2 separate regions of the Mus musculus genome follow, and region 1 is linked to region 2. A link is a loop called in an ENCODE intact Hi-C map of the cell type or tissue named here. Cell type or tissue: gastrocnemius. All regions are shown on one strand. Each heading gives the region's core, and the rest is flanking DNA. Links, peaks and the distances in the headings are about the cores only. Region 1 holds the start of Tppp3 (tubulin polymerization-promoting protein family member 3). Region 2 overlaps Kctd19 (potassium channel tetramerisation domain containing 19).

What was found. Peaks named below come from ENCODE experiments on the same cell type or tissue, not always from the same donor. Only the 100,000 strongest peaks of a DNase experiment are listed, where the experiment ranks them.
Region 1: it touches region 2 in a loop (4-fold over the local background); 9 of 42 quality-filtered maps call a loop at or near these places.

The regions. Positions count from the first base shown.
Region 1 is chr8:105,461,499-105,472,209 of GRCm38, forward strand. It overlaps Lrrc36 (leucine rich repeat containing 36), which reads left to right. Exons shown (of 14, transcript NM_001170788.1): 14 at 2,245-2,588. The coding sequence ends at 2,470. It overlaps Tppp3 (tubulin polymerization-promoting protein family member 3), which reads right to left and starts at 9,924. Exons shown (of 4, transcript NM_026481.3): 1 at 9,782-9,924; 2 at 6,942-7,135; 3 at 6,658-6,811; 4 at 5,994-6,526. The coding sequence starts at 7,129. The coding sequence ends at 6,338. In gastrocnemius, for the core only: no CTCF peak of the experiment used is centred there; DNase peaks (open chromatin) are centred at 3,284, 4,011, 5,299, 5,659 and 6 more places; H3K4me3 peaks cover 2,794 bases; H3K27ac peaks cover 7,069 bases.
Region 2 is chr8:105,400,218-105,410,928 of GRCm38, forward strand. Kctd19 (potassium channel tetramerisation domain containing 19) reads right to left here. Exons shown (of 16, transcript NM_001301173.1): 2 at 8,111-8,407. Among named protein-coding and RNA genes, the nearest start is that of Kctd19, 7.9 kb to the right of the region's middle. In gastrocnemius, for the core only: no CTCF peak of the experiment used is centred there; no DNase peak of the experiment used is centred there.

The sequences.
Region 1 (10,711 bases), core at 1,191-9,190, 61 kb after region 2:
AGTGTTTGCTGTTGGGCCCCAAAGACTCACCGAGAGCACTCAGTAGGGAGTAATGGGGGAAAGAATCTAAAGTACACTCTAACATCAGCCTCTTGACAGAGAAAGCACCCTCAAGCTGCAGACCGGAGACACCTGGGGGCGGGGGAGGCGTGGGAGGTGGCTGAAGGAGGCGATCATGGAAAGCTCTTGAAGAGTTGATCTGCCCGCCCTACCTCTGCTAAGACTCTCTCACTGATGTTCACAAAAAGCAAAACCCTCACCTTGAAACCCAGATCTCACCGTTGATTTTTCAGTAGAATAGTAGCATTAAAGCCAGAGGGTCAGATCCGGGCCCTTTCTGGGTGACTTAAACAAAAACCAAAAAACCAAAGCCCCACAGCTTTTCAGCTGGTCATGGTGGCACCTTGCTGGAACTTTCGGTAGTAGGAGGGTCAGCACTTCAAGGACAGCCTCAGCTACATAGTGAGTTTAAGGCTAGCCTGTACCACCTGAGATTCTAAAAACAAACAAACAAATGTCAAGCAACAACAGAAGTCTTTTACAATCTCAAGCTTTACAGGGAGAATAGCATAAAGTCATGGTTCTCAAACCTAGGTCTGCATGGGAATTACAGGGAAGATTTGTTGACTGCAGATGCTGGGTCCCAGGCCAGAGTTCTAGTTGGTCCTGTAGGCTGGGAACTTGAGAATCTGCATTTCTGGTGTTTCCAGGCTGTGCTGTGCCTACTGCTCTGGAGCCCACACTGTGCACACATTAGAGTATCTCCCAAGAGCTGGACACTCAAATGAACTTGAAACAGCTCTGTTTCCCTAAGCCGCTCAGCTCATTTGTTTTATTTTCACTTTGACGCTTAGGGAAATTTTTTTTTTTTGGTTTATCTTGTTTGTACAGTTTTATAAAACATACCATCATCTCAAAGCCAAGTCCATAAATAAGGTAAATCCAGAAGCATCTACTATTTCCTCTTACTGGCCTTCTGTAGTGGATGCCAGCCGCGCTGTTATCTGCTTACCTTTTATGCATAAAAAGGAGCACAGGTGTTACTTATTTAAATCTTTTGTTGTTGTTGTTACTTTTCAAAAATGTTTTATTTTATCAGGTACTTGGCCTGATACCCATGGAATCCAGAAGAGGGTTCCAGGATCCCACAGTTACTGGTGGTTGTGAGCCACCATGTGGGTGCTGGGAATTGAACTGGGAGCCTCTGAGGGTCAGGGCTCTGGGAGTCACCTCCTGGGCCTGCTTTAACCTGTTTGTTTGCTTGTTTGATGAGGGAGGGGGAATTGAACGTGCTAGTCCCAAGGATCAGCCTTGGGTTGTCAAGCATGCCCGCAAGCACCTTTACCCACCGAGCCATCGGTGGATCAACACTTTTATCTTGAAAAACAGTTCACAATGGACTGTGAGCTACTTCTCAGTCCTTTTTATAAATGCCTAGTACTCGTTGTATGATTATACATTTAAAAAAAAATAGTTCCCTGTTAATATCAGTTTAGATGAACCGTATTTATTTGGCTTCCAAAAACAGTACAGTATGAGCTGGGATGTGTGTGTACCCGGCAAGTATGAGGTTCATGTTTCAATTCCTAACACCAAACTCCCCAACGCAAAATAGCGCTGTAATTAATAATATTTATATACATTTTTTTAGAGACAGGATCTCTCTACATAGCCCTGGCTATCCTGGAACTCACTATGTAGACCAGGCTAGCCTTAAGTTCCAGGGTGCCACCTGCCTCTGCCTCCTGAGTGCTGGGATTAAAGGCAAGAGCCACTACACCTGGCTGTTGCACATCATAATTTGTGCTGGTGTGTGTGGATGGCTTTTGGTGTTGTGTGGTAATTCTGAGTTCAAGGATGCAGTAGGGGCTTGTACCATTGGTCTGGCACAGAGACAGGCTATTAAAGGAGGCGGTGACTAGGGAGTGGGAGTTGACAGCCTGATCAGATGCCAGTGTCCCTGAGCTTCTCCCTCCTTCCCTCAACAAGAAAGGGCTTTGGAAAGAATGGAAGAACCATTCCATGAAATGTGAGCTACGTCACTGCTTCAGTCAGTGTGGAGCGCAGTCCATGAGCTGTAACAAAGGAACCATGGCCTGCTTTTAAGATAACCCACTGCTAAGTTGGACAGTTCCATTGAAAGGAGCCCCTGCACTGAGTTTGACTTTAGCAGCCATTTCAGACCTGAATGGCCTGTGCTTTGCTTTTGTGATTTCATGACTGCCTTTCCCCCCTGGGCCTCAGGTCCCTGGTGGTAACTAATGAGTATCTGCTGCAGCAGCTGCATAAAGAGCAGAAAGGTTATTCCGGGAAATCTCTCCTGCCTCCCGAGAAGAGTCATCCTTTGGGGAGATCGTCGCCCTTTGGGAAAAGCACGCTGTCTTCCTCCTCACCAATGGTACACGACACGGGTCAGTACCTAATACAGAGTGTCTCAGAAGCCGACCCAGAGCCTAGTTTGTGGAGCTAGCACCGCAGCCCGCCCCACCAGCTCCCTCGCCCACGGAGGACGCTCAGGGCCGCTGTCCCTGTGGTGGGTACTGGTGTTTACCCCCAAAGATTAAGAAAAACGTATTATGATGACTTTCTATTGTCCCTCTCTTATTTCTTCCATTTATTTCCTCCCATTTGGCCATTCTTCCCCTCTGCCCACACAAATTGTTGGCGCTTGGTCCTAGGCACCATTTCACACAGAAACATTTGATTGAAAATGTCAGAAAGGAAAAATTAGTGGACACATTTCGGTGTCATTCGAGACTGTGGCGGAAAGTTACAAAAGAACATCTGTCACTGTCTTTTGTGTTAGAAGAATTTCCAGAGACTCTGAAGTGTTTGAAGTCTCCTTCTGCCATAGTGCAAGTGTATACTCTCTGGAGGAGCCCCTGGCCTGCTAAGACTCGGGTCCACAGAGGACCGTCTAATGGGAGCTTGAAGTAGAGCATGTGGGTGGATGGTGGGGTCCACGTGGAGGCTCTAGTGAGTCTCATGGATTAGGATGCTAAGGAAAAGATGCAGAGCCTCTTAGACTAGGATGCAGAGTCCAGTGGTCCCTGAAGGATCATGGGTCAGGGATACGAAACAGTGGGATGTGGTACTGCATGGGAATGTGATAGGACATCAGTCTTTGCCCAGAGAATGCAAGGTCAGGAAAATGTCCCCAGAGGACAGTCAAATGAGACCTGAGACTAAGCAGGTTACCAGGCAAAGCATAGGACTAAGGGCAAGAACAAGAGGAGAGCTGCAGCTTTGCTGTGTCACCAAGGGAGTGGCACCGCTCCAGGGCTGGGGGCTGGGAGGACAGAGGAGCTCGGCCGCATGGCTCCGTGCAGACTTTCCACTAAGGGGTAGAAGAGTAGAGGCCTGCATTTAAAAGGCTTCCTCTACAAGGAGACTGACTGGCTGGCTGGAACAGGACAGGCTAAGCACAGAGAAGCTGAACAGCAGAATCGGCAGGCACAGGCCCACGGGAGGCGCAGCTTGTGACATGCCTGGGTTCAGTGTCATTTCCCACATGAGGACTGTACATTCTTTGGTCCTGATAGATCAGGTATCCCAAACTTCTGTGGGTCTGCTTCAATATCAGCACTCTCCAGAGCTGCCAGTGTGGCCAGGAAACAAAACTGCTGTCACTCTGATGCCACTTCACCTATGCCACCATGTCAGGAAGAGAGGCAAGGAGCTAACTAACTCACATGCCGTGCAGGGAAGGAGTCCTGTGCCACATTGTGGGTTGTGAAGCCCCCATGTTTCTGAATTATAAATAAACCCACAGACACACACCTGGGTTTATCTGGCTTTTCAAGAGGAGACATAAGCTTTTGTCTGCATGTTCTACAAAAGCCAGCTTCTCTGTCTCCTTGTCCCATTAAGAAGTCTCCATAGAGCCTAAGCTTTGCCTAAAAAGGGGGATGACTGAGTTGTCACTTTAGAAACAACTCAGGGCACAAACCACCCTGCTGTGTGAGCCACCATGGGCAAACACGGTGTTTCTTTGTACCATCCGCCTCTTCCTGCCTCTCGTCTGAGCATCCTACAGTGGTCACCCAGCATCTCCACAGAGCTCCTCTAAAGAGAAGTGAAGAGCCTGCCATGCTAAAGCTACCTCCATGACCATCTCCCTTTGTCACAGGAAATGGCTGACTCGGGCCGGCCATTCTTGAGCTGCTGGGCACTCCTGGGGGAAGTAAGTTCTCTCAGATTCTGATTTTTCCTGATGTGTCACGTAGTCCCAGGGACAGGAGGTAGCTAGTATAAAGTCAAGGGGAAGACCATCGTTGTCACCGCGTAGGGCTAGCTGGACCTAACTTGGAGGGCAGAGGAAAACCTCTGGAGCAGAGGAAAACTAGTGGAGAGGCTGGCACTCTAAGCCTGCCCTACAGTGGACTGACTGGTGCAAGGTTGGTGTGCAACCAGTTCTCAGGTAGGTTTCTCCCGAAACAGAAGTCTCTGTAGAGAGGTAGTTAATGGGGTGTCCTTATCAGCAGAGCCTTACTAGAGAAGGCATTTGTGGATTTTAACCTCAGGAGTCTCCCTGGCCCTAAGTGGACACTGAGCTGCTTCTGGCTCTATGTGCCTTTTCAGAGAAAATGAGGGCTCTTTCTCCTACTACATGGAGTTTAGGGTCAGGCAATACCCTCCTCCCCGTTTCTCCAAGTCATCCCACCAGTCACAGGGATAACAGGCTGCTGTCCCCCTCCTCATTAGCTGTCTCCCTCCGCACACCCCTGCAACTCTAGCTGAGAGTGAGGCCCACACAGGTAACCCCACTCGCTGTGACAATCTTTCAGTAAGAATATCATTTCCGTAATGCTCACTGACATGAAGCTTGGGATTCAAACGGATTTCCCAGGCTCGATGGAGGGACTGCTTCTTTACTGCTGGGGAGGGGAAAGCTGGAACTCTTCCCGGGTAGCTTGAGAAGGGACATCCCAGTGAAGAGCCACCCTCTGGCATCTGGGAGACAGGTGCTAGCCTGGGGCCCTCTGCTTTCCACCTGACCTTTCTTCATCCCTGTCCATCTCACACCATTTGTCTGAATGTCTCCTTCCCACCTGGTTGGGCTCAAGCCCAGTGTGAGCAGAGCGTCCCAGGACAGCCTGTGGGAATGGGGCACACAGAAAAGAAGTTACTGTGGACCTGAGCCTCTGAAACCCAGAAGCTGCCCTCTGATGGACAGGCCCTAAGTCCACCAGCCTCCTTGCTACCACAGCAAGGACGTGAAGGGCGTGCTTGGGAACAGCTCTAGCCAGACACCGGCGACTCCGAGGACTGATGATCTGGTAGGGAACAGAATGGCCACACCTTCCCCATCAGAATGGTGAACAGATGGGAGGGAGTCAGCCAGAAGTCCCTCACTGTGGGACACCAGGCTCATCACTGGCCATTAGGTCCCATGTGTGTGTTTTGTTTTTGTTTTTGAGAAATGGTGTTGGGGCTTGCTGTTCCAGAACAGGGCTGGCATGAAGATAAGAGGTCTATAGTTCAGGGCTCATCTGTTGAAATCTCTTTCTCAGCTTCCTCGGCCATAGAGTAAGGGCATCAATTGTTTATTCTCTAGTTCTTTCTATCCCAGAATAGTCTGAGATTCTGGGCTACAGCCCAAAATGCCTTACCCGAGTAGCCCCCTGTTGGCAGCCACAGTGCTGAAGCCTGGCCCTGAGCCTCTGCCAAGGCTTGGTCCAGGCCAATTCTGATGTTTCATCCTGTGCAAATGTTGAGAGCAGATTGAGGCCTTATTGATTGGATAACAGGCTGTGATGCCATCACCCTAGGGTCAGGGTCCAGTAAAAAGCTCTGCATCTTCCTAAGGCTGTCTTGGGCTGGCTGGCTCTGCTCTGCACTAATGGGAAGGAATCGCTAATGGAAGGAGATAGCATCTATCCTTGGCATGGCTACCAATGGGAAGGAAGAGCCTAGCAGGGTGTGTATGCAGGAGGGGATGATAGGGGTGCTACAGTGTGAGTGACCCCATCACTGTAGACTGAGTCAGTCCATCCTGGTACAAAAGGTATCTTTATTGAGGTCTGGGTAAGAATTAGGCACTTGGCCAGAGCAGCAGCTTAAATATGAGGCAAAAGCAGGCAAGAGTCAGCCATGCCTGGGACCAGGCTGGGGCGGTGAGGATATAGGCACTGACTCCCAGACAGATGACAGGGAGACAGGAAGAAGGGACACAGCAGTCTGGGTCAGAGGCCTGATGGGATGGCCCTGGGACTGGGCAGGAAGCTCTTGGTGGCAGATCCAGCAGGGAGGGAGCCAGGCTTTCTTGCTCCATGTGACCCTGGACCCCAGGCCTGGGCCTCCAGTGGGACAGCCTCCCTGGGGGCTTTGGCAGGTGTCACTTCTTCACCTTGGCGTCATAGGTGCCTGCGTTTTTGTAGGCACTCACGTAGCCACTGTCGTCCAGGATGTCCTGCCGTCCAGCGATGCCCTTTCCCTTGCCGCTCTCATCAAAGCGTTCTTTGTGGGAGCCCGTATACTTACTGGTGTCCGTCAGCCGGTCCACAGCACCACCCGTTTTAGCTTTCTGTTTGGATAGAGTTCCCACAGAGTCCTGTGAGAGGGAACCTGGCCCATCCCACCCACCCCCATTTCTGCTGAGATCCACCCCTCCCCCACCCCCACCCATCTCCGTGGCAGGGCTGGCAGGGCACTTACGGTGACGCCAATGTTGGCCGGTTCCTTGCCCGCTATCAGCTGGCAGATGGCATCAAAGGCCTCCTCCTTGGACTTCCCCTTGAACCGCTTAGTTGCCAGCTCTTCCAGGGCCTTCTTGAACTCCTCATAGTTGATTACTCTAGCAGATTTCGCCCTGCCAGACACCGTGTGCACCGTAAGGATCCCCCCTTTTTGACATCCTCCCTGATTCCAGCCCCCTAACGACCACCCCCACACCCCCCACTTTCTGAAAGCATGAGAAACAGGGGTTGCCTGGTGCTCACTTGACTTTGGAGAAGACGATGTCGACGTCGGTGCCCGTTACGGCCTTTCCGTCGGCCACCTTACAGTCCTTGCACAGCTTGGCCCAGTTCTTGCCATTCATCTCTTGCCCGCTGGCCTTGGGGTCGCCATGGATGGCAAACTTCCGGAAGCTCTCCTCCAGCCCAGCTATGTCCGTGCTCGCTGCCATGCCACCCTGCGAGGATCCGCCACAGTCACCTCCCGGCCAAGTTATTCCCACCTCCTCTAGACCCAGAATGCCCCTACTGCCTTCTCAATACCTGTGAGGTGCTGGGCAGTGGTGGCGCACGCCTTTAATCCCAGCACTGGGGAGGCAGAGGCAGGCAACTTTCTGAGTTCGAGGCCAGCCTGGTCTACAAAGTAAGTTCCGGGACAGCCAGGGCTATACAGAGAAACCCTGTCTCGAAAAACAAAACAAAACAAACAAAAAAAAAAAACCTGTGAGGTATGAGTTGGCAGCACATCAGTCCCTCAGTCAGGACTGGGATGCCTAAGGGTTAGCACCTTGTGTCTGTCTATGCCCAGAGCTGAGGAAGAGCTATGGGCAGAAAGGTGCTGTCGCTCGGTGCCAGCCCTGGATGTCAAGAGGGCTCAGAAGATGAAGTCATGATGCCCACACGGCCCTGGGAACAGAAGGGCACTGTCCTGAAAGACTGTGATGATAGCAGCTAGGGCCATGGCTTTGTCTGTCCCTGGCACAAAGCCTGGTTGGGTGGAAGTGGGGGTGGTGGCAGAAAAGCCTCCCTGAAAACTCCTGTCAATCTGGGTCAACGCCAGACAAGGGTGGTGTATGGGCAGGTATGTAGTGAGGGCAGTGTCTCTGTAAAGGTCATGGAGACCTAGGGAGGCCCAGCCTCGGCCTGACAATGGAGCAAGAGCAAGGGCAGCAGTGCCTGCCCTAGGCAGGGGCGCAGCTGGCCCAGCCCTGGCCTTGTTACTATTTGCTGTTAAACAAAAACAGGAGGGGAGCAGGAACTTGGGTCTGGCCTGGCCACAGTTTGTGGAGCCTGGAGACAGTTGCTAAGGGAGGGTGGTGCTGCTTGGAGACAGTTGCTAAGGGTAGGATGGTGTCAGGGCGGCTTGAGGGAGAAGCTCCCAGTGCTGCTGGGCTGGGCTGGGCTGGGCTGGGGATCAGGGGCCCAAGGGTGGGGCATACCAGCACTCCCTAAGCCTAGGGCACAACCGTGGCTTCCTGGCCCCTTGCCACTGATTGAAGCTGTAGCTTCCAGTCTGTGGAGCTTAAGAGTGGGAAACGAAGAAACCTGGGTAGAGACTTGGACAGTAGCCCCTAAATTCTTCCATGGGGCCATGATCTTGGTGCCTCAATCCTTCACTGAGGCACAATCCCGTTGTCTACACTTCAGCCCTCCACTAAGGTCTTCTTTTCACTGAGCGTGACCACGCCTGTCCACGTTCCCATAGCTCAGATGCACTGAGCCCTGGCCCTCCACACCCTCTGCCTCGTACCCACTAACCATACCCACAGCCTTGCACCGAGGCTTCCTCCACCCACACCCAAAGCCTTGAATTTGACCCTTTTTCCTTTTCCATCCCCACACAGACATTAAGACCCCTGCAATGAAACTCCTCCCCAGCATGCCCACAGCCCTGCAGTCAAGTGCATGTCCTACTACAGACCCCTGACCACACCCTCCTCAGAGCTCCATTGCAGATCTCTGACCACACCCTCAGCCCCACCCTGAAAGTCCCTCTCCAAATCAAACCCTGTGTACACTGCATCCATTTTGCATCCTTTTAACTCACATCCTGAAGACCCCAACCACAGTCACTAGCTGGACTCTGCACCCTTACAAAGGCCCCCTGGCCATACCCTTGGAGCATTCCCGTTCATCCATATAGCTACAGCTTCTGACACAGCCCTGCCTTGAAATCTCCCAGTCTATGCAGTAACACTTCCATACTTCCATGCAAAGCATTGAACACCCACCACCACACACGCGCAGAGTTCCCTGACCACACCCTCAGCACTCTCTCTTTACTCATATGCTAAAGCTATTGACACAGACCTGACCTAAAGCCCCTCAGAGTCTAACCAGCACTGGCATCGCCAGGCATCATGTTAAGACATACCACCATCACCACACCCACTGCAGCCTCCTGTTCTCAGCCACCATCTTTACCTTGCCTCTTAGGGGAAAAAAAAAAAAGTGTCCAATGACCACAACCTGGCCCCCGAACAACTTCCTCTTCTTCCATTACTAGTTGGTCCACACTGAAAGGCCTTTTCTGGTGACCACACCTACTCATCCATAAGTTGCAATTTTTAAGACTCAGAAACCCAGAGATTGCACTCTGCAGGGACCTCTGTGGGTCTGTAAATGGGGTCCGCCACACCCTTTGCCTCTCCCAAAGATGTCAACCCGCCCGGGGACCCAAAGCCCTGTACTTGAACACCACAGGTAAATGTGTCCAGGGGAGTTTGGGGTGCTACATGATGCTCTTCTCAAGGAAATGGGAGGATCCTGAGGCTACTGCTCACTCCTGTCTATGGGAAGATGAATTTGGGGGCTGTTGATGTGGAACAGAATCACAGCAGCTGCTCTGGGGTCCTCAGACCCTGGGCACAGTGTTCATGCCTCTGAACTGAATCCGCTCGTCAGCTCCTGCTGGGACAGCTGCAGTCATCAATCAGCCTGGCAAGAAGGTGGGGGCAGGAGTGTGTGTGGAACCCTTGGGGCCAGGGCCGGGGTGTTCAGCTGATAGGCTCAGCTCAGTACCATCTGAGGTTGGTTCAGGCTGCTCCCACCCACCCCTCCTTTTGGGGGATACGAATTAGGGTGGTCGATGTTCAGTCTCCTACCGGCTTCTACCGCTTGGCTGCTCCTGAGCGTGCCTTCGGACAGGACCCAGGAACTGATGCTGGAGACCAGGAGGCTCCACAGCTCCGCTCCCTGCCGGCTCCCGGGCGGGACTGCAGCCCGGGCGGCTCCGTAGTATTATCCCCTGTTTCTCGGTCACCATAGAGACAGTGAGTCCCACCCCCTAGGCTGTCTCGGCGGGAGAGTGACCAAGGTCACGCTAGCTCCTCCCACCAGACCCCGCCCTATGTGCTCTGTGGGCGCTGGGCCCGCAGAATTGCAGCGACAGCCTTATCCTGCTCCTCCCCTTCAACCGCGGTCCTCAAGCGGTCAGAGCTGCCCTCTGCAGTCCTGGATGTCCTAAGATAGGAACTCCCATGGCCAATGGGAAAACAGCCCCCCCCCAAATTCCATTGTCCCCAACCCTCAAGGGACTGCTGAAAGAATCCACCTGAGATTGTCTAGGAGCTGAACTGAAGAAGGGGATCCCGCCCCTCATTGACAAGGATCTACAGCTGGCTCCAAGACCACAGCTGCCGCTAACCCTGTGGCATTCACTCATTCCTAGGTTCTCAGCAGGCCACATTCTGAAGCACTAGAAGACTGAGACAATCAGTGGATCACGCATTCTTACCCACCCCACCCCCCCAAATGCTGGGTACTTTTGTGGCAGCAATTCCTAAATTTCGGAGAATGGCTGCCTCCTCCCATTCTCGTCTCCCCGCCTCACAGCTTCTTGTTCCAATGCGCCTCCCTAGCCTGCTTCCTCTTCAGTTTCCAACTGCAAATACTAAATAAAAAACTAAATAAAAATACTAAATATTAATTGATTAATTAATTAATTAATAAACCTTGCTGGGTGGGTGTGGTAGCACAAGCCTGCAATCTGGGGATTCGGGAGACTGAAGCAGTAGATTCAAATTTTCGAGGCT
Region 2 (10,711 bases), core at 1,721-9,720:
AGCTGTTGGTTTGTGCCTGGTGTGTCTGCCTGTCGAAAGGACTGGACTGGCTGGGCAAGGGTGGCTCACACCTTTAAATCCCAGCACTTGGGAGGCAGAGGCAGGTGGATTTCTGAGTTTGAGGCCAGCCTGGTCTATAGAGTGAGTTCCAAGACAGCTAAGGCTACACAGAGAAACCCTGCCTTGGAAAAAAACAACAAACAAACAAAAGGAATGGATTGTAGCTGCCAGTTCTGTGTGCTGTCTGCCTGCCTAGAGGACTGCTCTGCAGCTGCTGATTTGTGTTTGGTGTTTGCCATGGGACTGAACTGCTGCCAAAGAAGATCCAGCTCACCCCCCAAAGAACCATTGCTGAACAGGTCCACTTCCCCCGTATCCTAATAATTTTTTCTCCCACTACCTCTGCTGGGTGGTGGGCTAGAGGAGAGGCTGAACCCTTATTAAAAGTAGGTTGCAAAAAAATGTATGCATATAGTATATAATCTAGTAGGTCTGTCCAACTAGCTTGAGAGGAAATATGCTAATGAAGGACAGGATGAGCCGTTTTCTAGAAATGAAACCTCTGCGTTCTGGGGTTTCTAGTAAACTGTGGGCAGCCCGATTTTCTCCAAGAAAGGAAACAGCCAAACTCTAAAAGGAGAAGAAGTTGGGCAAATCAAATCTACAAAGATTGCAGTCCCCAGCCAGTGAGGACATGCTATATGCTAACCAAAGGCGTCAAGCTTGCACCTAGGCCCAGGAGCTTCAACAAGGTTGTTTCCTGAACTCCTTCAGTGAGCCCTTGCTCTGATAGCTAGAAACAAAATCTCTGCTCACAGGAAGCATTAGGATGCTCTGAGAGACCGCAGGAGCACTCTGCAACTCCCTTACCTTTTTACTTATTTATGCCCTGTCAGCTCTCTTCTAATAGTATAACCTCCCTGAGACCCCAAGGACTCTGCTTGTTTTGTTCTCTGCTAGAAATGGGTCACTGCATTTTCTGTTGAAAGAATGCACGAATAACAAATGCTCCAGGGAGCCTGCTTCTGGGGGGTGGGGACAGGTTCTGGCTTTACTGACTCTAGTGGTCACAGTGTATATGGCTGGTTTTCTATAGGCGACTTCAGGACTACTTTCATATTCAGGGCCACTTGGATATTACTTTTTGGAACTTTACTCTTCCTATGTTATGACATGGCAAGTTATTTCAGAGGGGTCTTTTCTTTCCACAAAGTCTTGCTATGTAGCTCAGGGTGTCCTTGAACTTGTTCTTTTCCAGCCTCGGCCTCCCAAGTTCTGGAATTACAGGCATGCTCCACTGTGCCTGGAAAATGGGAAATACAGTGAACTTACAAGGCTAACTGCTACTCTAAGGACAATTGATGTTGCTTTGGGCCTAGATGGTAGTAAAGGCAAGTCAGAAGCAATGGAAATCTGACTGCGCGGCATGTGTGCTGCTAAAAGATGGCTGACAAGGCACCCTGCTGGCAGAGCAGTTGGGCTTAACAGGATTTTCAAGGAGGAATGGGTTTTGGAGATGCTTTGTGTGCTTCTGGACTATTGGGAGGAGCATCATGGTAAAGGAGCTTAGGGGGCCCGGCAAACCCCTGACTGCTGTGTAAAGATGCTGATGCTAAAAGGAGCAAGGCTATTAGACCAAAAGGATGTGCAACAAAAGAAGCCAAACAAGGTGCAGCTCTCAATGTTTCAAACTTGTCTCTTTCTCTCTCTACTGCTGGTTATGCTGCTGGTGGGTCCAGTCTTTCTCTCCCAGCAGATGGTAGCTAAACACCTCTAGATGCCAAATACTTTGAAAACCATTGGAAATGCAGACATGAAAGGAATAGAAACCAGAAAAGGAGAAAGACATTAAAAAAAATGATCCCAACAGAATTAGCACTAATATCAGAATAGAGCAACAATAACTTTGTCTGGAAATGTCAGGCTAGGCTGTGGGCTATATTTATAACAAAATTTAAAAGGGGAATATTCTAAAAAAAAATGAGTGCAGGAGGCATAGAAAGTAAGTATAGGGGATACTTAGGGGTATGATTGAAATATATATGTGTGTGCATATATATATATATATATGCACACACATATATATATATATGCACACACATATGTGATATGAGCAGGATAAACAGTATATGGGGACCCTTGAAGCCATTGTTCACAAGCCACATTGTTGGAATAATTATCTGCCGTGTTCTTTTCCAACATTACAAAGTAACCTATCTCACATCATAATAGAAAATGTGAAACCGCCACTGGCCTATTTTACTAAAGGCATCATTTGTGTGATCAGCACAAAAACTCCCTAGCTTCCTTGAACACAAAGAATGTAGACATACTTGGATTCCTTACTGGGAGCAGATTGCTGACAAATGGAGCAATTTATGGTCCAAACTTCGAAGTTCCCAGAAGGAGGTGAAATAGGAAAAGTTGAGCCACAGTGTAGTTTAGTGGTAGAATGTGTGTTAGCATGAGAGAGGCCCTATGTTTAAGCCTCAGTGGGGTTCAGGAGGCATGTAACAGTGAACCAATAGTCTGCATAGAACCTTAAACTCTTGTGAGTGACCCTGAAGGGAAACTGCACATTCCCCAGTGGCCGCTGTGACCCCTGACCAGTCTGATGGCTTGTGGAAGGCTCCAAGTAGCTTATGTTTAAGAGGGCTTCTCAAATTCCTCATGAAGTTTTCGGAAGCCTCGTGATGCTGATGTATGGATGGCAATGACTTCTTTATATCTCTCCTATGAATAATATATGACACTCCAAAACATTCAGGTTCAAAGATTTACTTATCAGCTTGATGATTCCTGTATTATAATTCTGGTCCCAACTGCGGCCATGAATTTCAGATCTGTCTATTCAGTGACTCCTCAACTCTCTAGTTGGATGTTACTGACCGGGCACTGTTTCTTCAGCTTAACATGTGGTCTTCAGCCTTGTCTTGTGATCCCTGCCCCCTAAAGGTTCATGTCTCTCAAAATTTACCATTTACCTGGTTGCTCAGGGTAGAAACATTCTTTCATGTCCTGCATCCAATTCATTAGCAAACTCATCAAGACTTACCCAGGATTTAAATTGTTCCTGTGACCATTCAAGACCAAACCATTCTTATCTTTCATCTGGATGAGTGGCTCTCAAGCTGTGAGTCACAGCCCCTTGTAATATGCTGGGGGAGTTGAACCCTTTCACAGGGGTTGCCTAAGGTCATCGGAAAACACAGATATTTACAACTCATAACAAAAATTACAGTTATTGAGTAGCAACAAAAATTATTTTATGATCGGCGGCTCACCACAAGGGTCAGAGCGTGAGGAAGGTTGAGAATCACTGATCTGGAGGCTGCTGGAGCTTCCCGGCTGATCTTCCTGCATTTTCCTTCGCCCCAATTGAATCTAGGCCAGCAGTAAACACATTTTCCCCCCTGTGAGAGGCCAGATACTAAATATTTTAGACTTTGCTAGCCATATGGTCTCTGTCAATTCAAATACTCAGCTCTTTTTGTAGTTCAAAAAAGCCATAAGCAAAATAAAAACAGAGAAGCGTGGCTGTATGTTCTCTCCTACTTCCCTCTTTCCCCCACACCCACGGCCCCGCAGCTGTATTTGAATGAAACTTTACCAATAACACTGAAATTTGACCATTTTTTCAATCACACCCTGGAGTGGACTGGATTTGGTCCATGACCTAGATGGGGTTTGTAGACTCTGATAATACTGTCAAGCCAGTAGTCACTGGTTTTTTCCTTACAACTTTGTTTTAAAGATCTATTTGCTTATTATTTTTAAATATACATGTATGTTCCTGCATGAGTTTGTGTGTATCATGAGCATGCAGGAGCCAGTAGAGGCCAGAAGAATGTCCGATGCCTGGGAACTGGAGTTACAGACGGTTGTGAGCAAGGGTGTGGGGGCTGGGAACTGACCCTGGGTCCCCTCAAGAACTTAGAAAGCACTACCGAGCTATTTTCCCAGCTCCAACAACTTTATTTTTACATACTTTAAAACCCACGTCTATGAAAACTAGAAGTCAAACCCAGGGCCTGTACATGGTAGGCAAGCAATCTAATACTAAGCTATAGCCCTAGCTTCACCCCCAATCCCAATACAGTCTTGCTAAAGTACTTAAGTTTGGTCTTGAACTTGACATAATCCTGCTTAGGTTTCCAAATACTTAGGCCCAACTAAAGCACACCAGTTTAAATGATGCTCCATTGGGTTTTAGACTATTTGCTCAGCATCCACTGTCCACTCTGGGTTACCATTGCCTATTGTTATCCAGCCCATTATCCATTCTCTCTTACCCATCTCTCTGTCCTTCTCTCTCTCTCTCTGGTCTCTATGAACTTCTCTAATTCTCTCAATTTCTAGAGAAGAAGGTGTTTATTTTAGTTCATAGTACCAAGTTTCAGTACATCACTGTGGGGAAGTCACAATGCCAAGAGCTCAAGAGAGCTGGGCACATGGGACCCATAATCAAGAAGCAAAGAGGAGGCCAGGCAGTGGTGGCCCATGCCTTCAGTCTCAGAGCTCCAGAGGCAGTGGTGGCTCGGACAGCTAGGGCTACACAAAGAAACCCTGCCTTGAAAAACAAAAGCAAAACAAACAGGAGTGAAGTAATGTATGCATTCTTCTTTTTTATTCTCTTGAGGTTTCATTTTGTGGCCAAGACTACCCTTGAATTCACAATTTTTCTTCTGGCTTACCTTCTGAGTGCTGGGGTTTTAAGCACAAGTTACTATCTCCAGAAACTGCATAAAGCAATCATAAAATGTATGGCCCTTTTATGTAGGTACAGGGTTGGGGATATGGCTCAATCGTACAGCACTTACCTAACATCCACAAAAACCTGTGTTTAACCCTAAGTATTGAAGAGTAGGGAGTTGTATAGCTTCCCACCTCATTTCTTTATCTCTAGAATCTGGCATGGGATTGGTTGTCGATACACAGTGTTCTGATTAGAATTAGAGACTTCAAGTGTACCTTTTCTTTTTTTAAAATATTTATTTATTTACTTAGTTAGTTTATATATATATGAGTACACTGTAGTTGTCTTCAGACACACCAGAAGAGGGCATCAGATCCTATTACAGATGGTTGTGATCCACCATGTGATTGCTGGGAATTGAACTCAGGACTTTTGGAAGAGCAGTCAGTACTCTTAACCACCGAGCCACCTCTCCAGCTCTCAGGTGCATCTTTTAGAGGTGAAGGTCCAGGTTAGGTTTGTAGAAAGGTGGGTAAATGGAGTGGGGCTGGGATTAGGGGCATTTGTGGAGGGAGCGGCGTACATCACAGGAGCTAAGGCACTGTCTTCCAGAAGCTTCAGTCTTATCCTGCTTGTTGGCTCATTCTATGCCTCTTCTTCTCTCCTTTGTCCTCTTAAAACCCTTACTTACTTACTTATTTGGGATAGGGTCTTGCTATGTAGCCAAGGCTGGCCTTGAATTTATCCCAGCCTCCCAGGTCCTGGGATTATAGGTGTGTACCACCATATCCAGCTTTCCACACTGCCTTTCAACAAAGCTGTTACAGACCAACCTGAACAATATGTGCTACCTTCTGACTGAATAAGACAACCCTTTAGCAGGCGCCCAGCTCTGTTTTTATTGTTAAGTGCTAATTATGGAGAGCTCTGTAGTAAGGAGTATTAATAATCTGGAATAGTTTAGATATGTGCTATCCAATATGGCAGTCATTGTGACGGTATGCCTTGTTGAACTACAGTATTCTCAACATGAGATGTGCTAAATGTTAAAAAAAAAAGAATCAGATATTGAAAACTTGGTATAAAAGAAAAGTATCTCAAGTGTAAATTTTTGAAAATATTGGGTTAAATAAAATATACCATCAAAATTTGATTTCACTCATTTCTTTACACTTTTTAAAGTTTGGCTACTACAAAATTTAAATAACGCCTATGAAACTAGGTGTTATTGCATGTACCTGTGGGTCTCTCTGTGACTTTGGAGGCTGAGGCCGGGGGATCAGTGGAATCCTGGAGTGCAGGGCCAGCTGAGGCAGCACAGGGAGACCCACATCTCTTAATTTACATGTGATTACGTATGTCATCCACATACATGGCTCACATTGTGTTTTATTATACTAATCTTTGTTGTCCCTAAAGTGCATAGGAATAAAAATAGAACCCAGAGTGCTCTCATTAAGTCATAGTTAAATGCTTGAAGTGGGCCTGCTTGCGAAGGGTCTTTAGACGAAGAGTTGGCAAAATTCATTTTCTCCAAGCACCACCGTTTGCTCTTTTAAGGCAAACCCCAGTACTTGGCTAGGCCTTCACAGCGAGGAAAGTGGGGGAAATGTGCGGTTGGCTTGCTTGAGGCGGCTGTTGGTTCCCAGCTGTATTTACTCTCTGCTTCAATGAATAAATACCACTTAGGCTGGGCCAGCCCAAATGTTGATTTCTTCGAAAACACCATTTCCAACGCCTCAGCACTTGTTTCGAAGGCTGTGTTAGGGAGGCAGAGCCTCATAATTCTTCAAACTCCGCAACTCACACATCTTGGAATCTTGGAATCAGACCAACCCATTGGCTTCTGTGTTGTTGCCTCCTCCTTTGAAGTTGACTCTCGGGGATGTTTGGTTTGGTTTGGGTTTAGGAAGTGAGGACTGCAAAGGGCTTCAAGGGCTTAGTAAACTGTACGGGAAGCTCCTGTTCTTCTCAATGATCCTGTAAAACATTGCCTGGATCTCTCTGATTGTCTGCAATGAACATGTTACTCCCTCTCCACACAAAAAAGGTGGCCTGGCATAGAGCCACGAGCAAACCTAACCCGCCAAGGCATTTAAATGGTTTTGAAGCCACTTGCAAGCAATTCTCATACCTTATCCTAAAGACGGTGACAAGATTTAGATTCAAGGGGGAAGCCAAAAACTTCAGAAAGCTACAACTTGCACTGCACTATGCTAGAGTTCTTGGATTCCTAAATATAAAACATGAATTATTTAGCAAGAATCATCCTTAAGCACATATATTACAAAATAAATGGTCTCTTTCCTCCTGACCCAGATACCAACACAATCTAAGTCAATTTTCTTCCAAGAGGTACTGAGGAGGCATACTTAGTGGTCTACAGAGATGCACTGTAGTCGATGGACTAGCTCTTATGAAAATGGAATAAACAACACCTCATCAAGACAGTGGGATTGATATCGAACATGCCCAGGTTTCCTTCCCAGTCATAATATTTAGTTTTTCCAAGTTAAAAAAAAAAATCATTGTTCAAAAACTACCAAATCACAGGGCAACAGTGGTGCACGCCTTTAATCCCAGCACTTGGGAGGCAGAAGCAGGCGGATTTCTGAGTTCGAGGCCAGCCTGGTCTACCGAGTGAGGTCCAGGACAGCCAGGGCGACACAGAGAAACCCTGTCTCGAAAAAAAAAAAAAAAGAATTGAAAGAGCCAAAGGTCCCCTGGATGTTAAATCCTATCTCCGGTCCCTGGTGGCTGCTGAGATAAATGAAGCAGAATCAGGGTGAGAGTTTCTGTAAAGGATGTGCAGTGAGGAGCTGGGCATGGTGGCACTTGCCCAACAGGGGCTGAATATCATAAATTCAAGGTGGTTCCTGGCTACATAGTAAGGCCTTGTCTCAAAAGCCATGATGCAGTTCCAGACTACTGTCCATTAATAGTGTTACCTCAGAGCTGGCTGTGGTGGCACACTCCTTTAACCCCAGCACTTGAGGCAGGCTGATCTCTGTGAGTTCGAGGCCAGCCTGGTCTACAGAGTGAGTTCCAGGACAGCCAGGGTGGTTATGCAAAGAAACCCAGTCTTAACAAAACAAAACAAGGGCTGGAGAGATGGCTCAGCAGTTAAGAGCACGGATTGCTCTTCCCGAAGTCCTGAGTTCAATTCCCAGCAACCACATGGTGGCTCACAGCCATCTGTAATGGGATTTGATGCCCTTTTCTGGTGTCTCTGAAGAGAGCAATGGTGGTGTACTCATATGCATTAAATAAATAAATAAATAAATAAATAAATAAATAAATAAATCTTAACAAGAAAACAACCCAACCGAAGAGTTATCTCAGAACCCAATATAGAAAAGAGCCTCACTTTTAGTGACGCTACTGATCATCACTCTTGGAGAAAGCACTTCTTACCTGAAGCAAGGGCATCAGCTGCAAACCCAGGGCTTGCTCATAGAGCAAGTTCAGTTCTGCACAACTGGAGAAGGAGAGCTTGGACGTGTAGAGGTAATAGTGCACATGCCTAAACGTGGAGCCGTCTCTGTCAATGAAGAGCCGCTGGTTCTCTGAAGAGGTCAGGGCTGAAGCCTCTTTCCACAACAGCGAGTCTGGGAACTGAGCAAGTTTGCTCCTGGGAACTGAGAAATGCCAGCCCCCGACATTGAAGTGAAACAAATCCTCTGCTGACTCATGGAGCCCGCCAGGCTCCTCCTAAAGGGAGAATGAGGAGAGAGTTCTGTAACAGAAAGAAATTGAAAGCACCCTGACAAGAAGTACTAAACTACATTTTCTGTCAACATAATAATGTACATACAACATCTAAGAGAACTAATACACACACACACACACACACACACACACACACACACTGTTATGAGCAGAATATTGAAGAATATTTTTAAAAACCAATTATATTTTACATACTAACAGTTTAAAAAGCCAGCCATGGTTGCATGTTCGCATGCATCTGTAATGCCAACACTTCAGGTTGGAGGCAGGAAGGTCACTACAAGTCTGAGGCCAGTACATATTGAACCCAAGGCCACAGTGAGATCCTGTATTAAAAGGTGGGAGGTGGGAGAAAAGCTGGACTGATGGATAAAAATCCCCACTGGCACAAAGACAGCCATATGAATACATAGTATAGACTAGAGCCTAGAAATAAATCTTTATGTTCAGTTGAATTTGCCCATCAACTGGTGAATGAATAAACAACTTATAATGTACCCATACATTGAAACTATTCTGGTAGGTTGTTTATTTGAGACAGGGTCTCACATTGGAGCCCTGGCTGGCATAAAACTCACTATGTAGACCAGGTTGGCCTTGAACTCACAGAGATCCACTTGTTTCTGCCTCCCAAGTGCTACAATTAAAGACAGGTGTGGTGTACTCTCAGGCCTACTCATGAAATATTAATAAAAAGGAATGAAGGACTGATACATGTCACAATGTGGATTGATCCTGAAACATTATGCTAAACAAAGCAGACGATATGAAGAAAAGGCAAATTTACCCAGATGAAGATTAATGGTTACTAGGGCTGGGGGTATAGGTTTCCTTAAAGGAAGATAAAAACATTTTACACTTGGTTGTGGTGGTGGTTGTACAACTCTGAAAACATAAGATCATTGAATTATACTTATTAAAATGGTAAGTCAGCCATGTATGGTGATGTATGTCATTAATCCCAGCTCTAAGGAGGCAGAGCAGGTTGGTTTCATCTTATCTCTTACTTCTATGAGTTCCTGGCTAGATAGGGCTACATAGTGAGAGCCTATTTTAAAACAAACCCAAAATATTAAATCATATGTATATGGTTATTTTAAGAAATCCATTTATTACTTATGTCTAGTGTGTGTGCCAGCGTGACTTTATGTACACTATCTGAGTGTGCGCAGGAGCTCATAGAGGCCACAAGCGGCTGCTTCCTGAGCCTGGAGTTACTGACTGTTGTGGGTTTTCATATGGGTGGTGGGATCAAACCTTGGTCTTATGCAAAAGCATCCCGTGTGTGTGTGTGTGTGTGTGTGTGTGTGTGTGTGTGTGTGTGTGCGCGCGCGCCGTTTAAGGAGCAAAAAAATAAATGAAAATAAACATAGAACCACCATATGATTCAATTACACGTCTCACTAATACCACTCATGGATATATACCTTGTATTAGTAATATTTCTCAGTGCTGTGACAATATTTACAAAAAGCAATCTAAGGGGCCACCAGATGGCTCTGTAGGTAAAGACACTACTGTGCAAGCTTGGTGACCTGAGTTTAATCCCTGGGATCCATTCAAATTGTTTGTTTGTTTGGTTAGTTGGTTGGTTTGAGACAGGATTTTTCTGTGTAGCCCTGGCTGTCCTGGAACTTGCTCTGTAGATAAGGCTGGCCTTGAACTCAGAGATCCACCTGTCTCTGCCTCCTGAGTGCTGGGACTAAAGGTGTGCACCACCACCACTTGGCTTCCCATGTCAAATTGGAAGAAAAGAATTGGTTCCACGCCGGGCGTGGTGGCGCACGCCTTTAATCCCAGCACTAGAGAGGCAGAGGCCTGATTTCTGAGTTTGAGGCCAGCCTGGTCTACAAAGTGAGTTCCAGGACAGCCAAGGCTATACAGAGAAACCCTGTCTCGAAAAACCAAAAAAAAAAAAAAAAAGAATTGATTCCACAAAGTTGTCCTCTGACGTCTAGGTATGTGCCATGGCATGTACACCCAGCACTCACACATAAACATCACACACACAATAACAATAATAATAATAACTAATTAATAATAATAATAGTAACTTAAGAGAAGAATTTGTTTTGGCTCCTGGTTTAAAAGCACATAGTCCAGCATGACACAGAAAGTGTGACAGAATCCACATGACACAGACAGTGTGACAGAATCCACATGACATAGACAGTGTGACAGAGTCCACATGACACAGACAGTGTGACAGAGTCCACATGACACAGACAGTGTGACAGAATCCACATGACACAGTGTGACAGAATCCACATGACACAGACAGTGTGA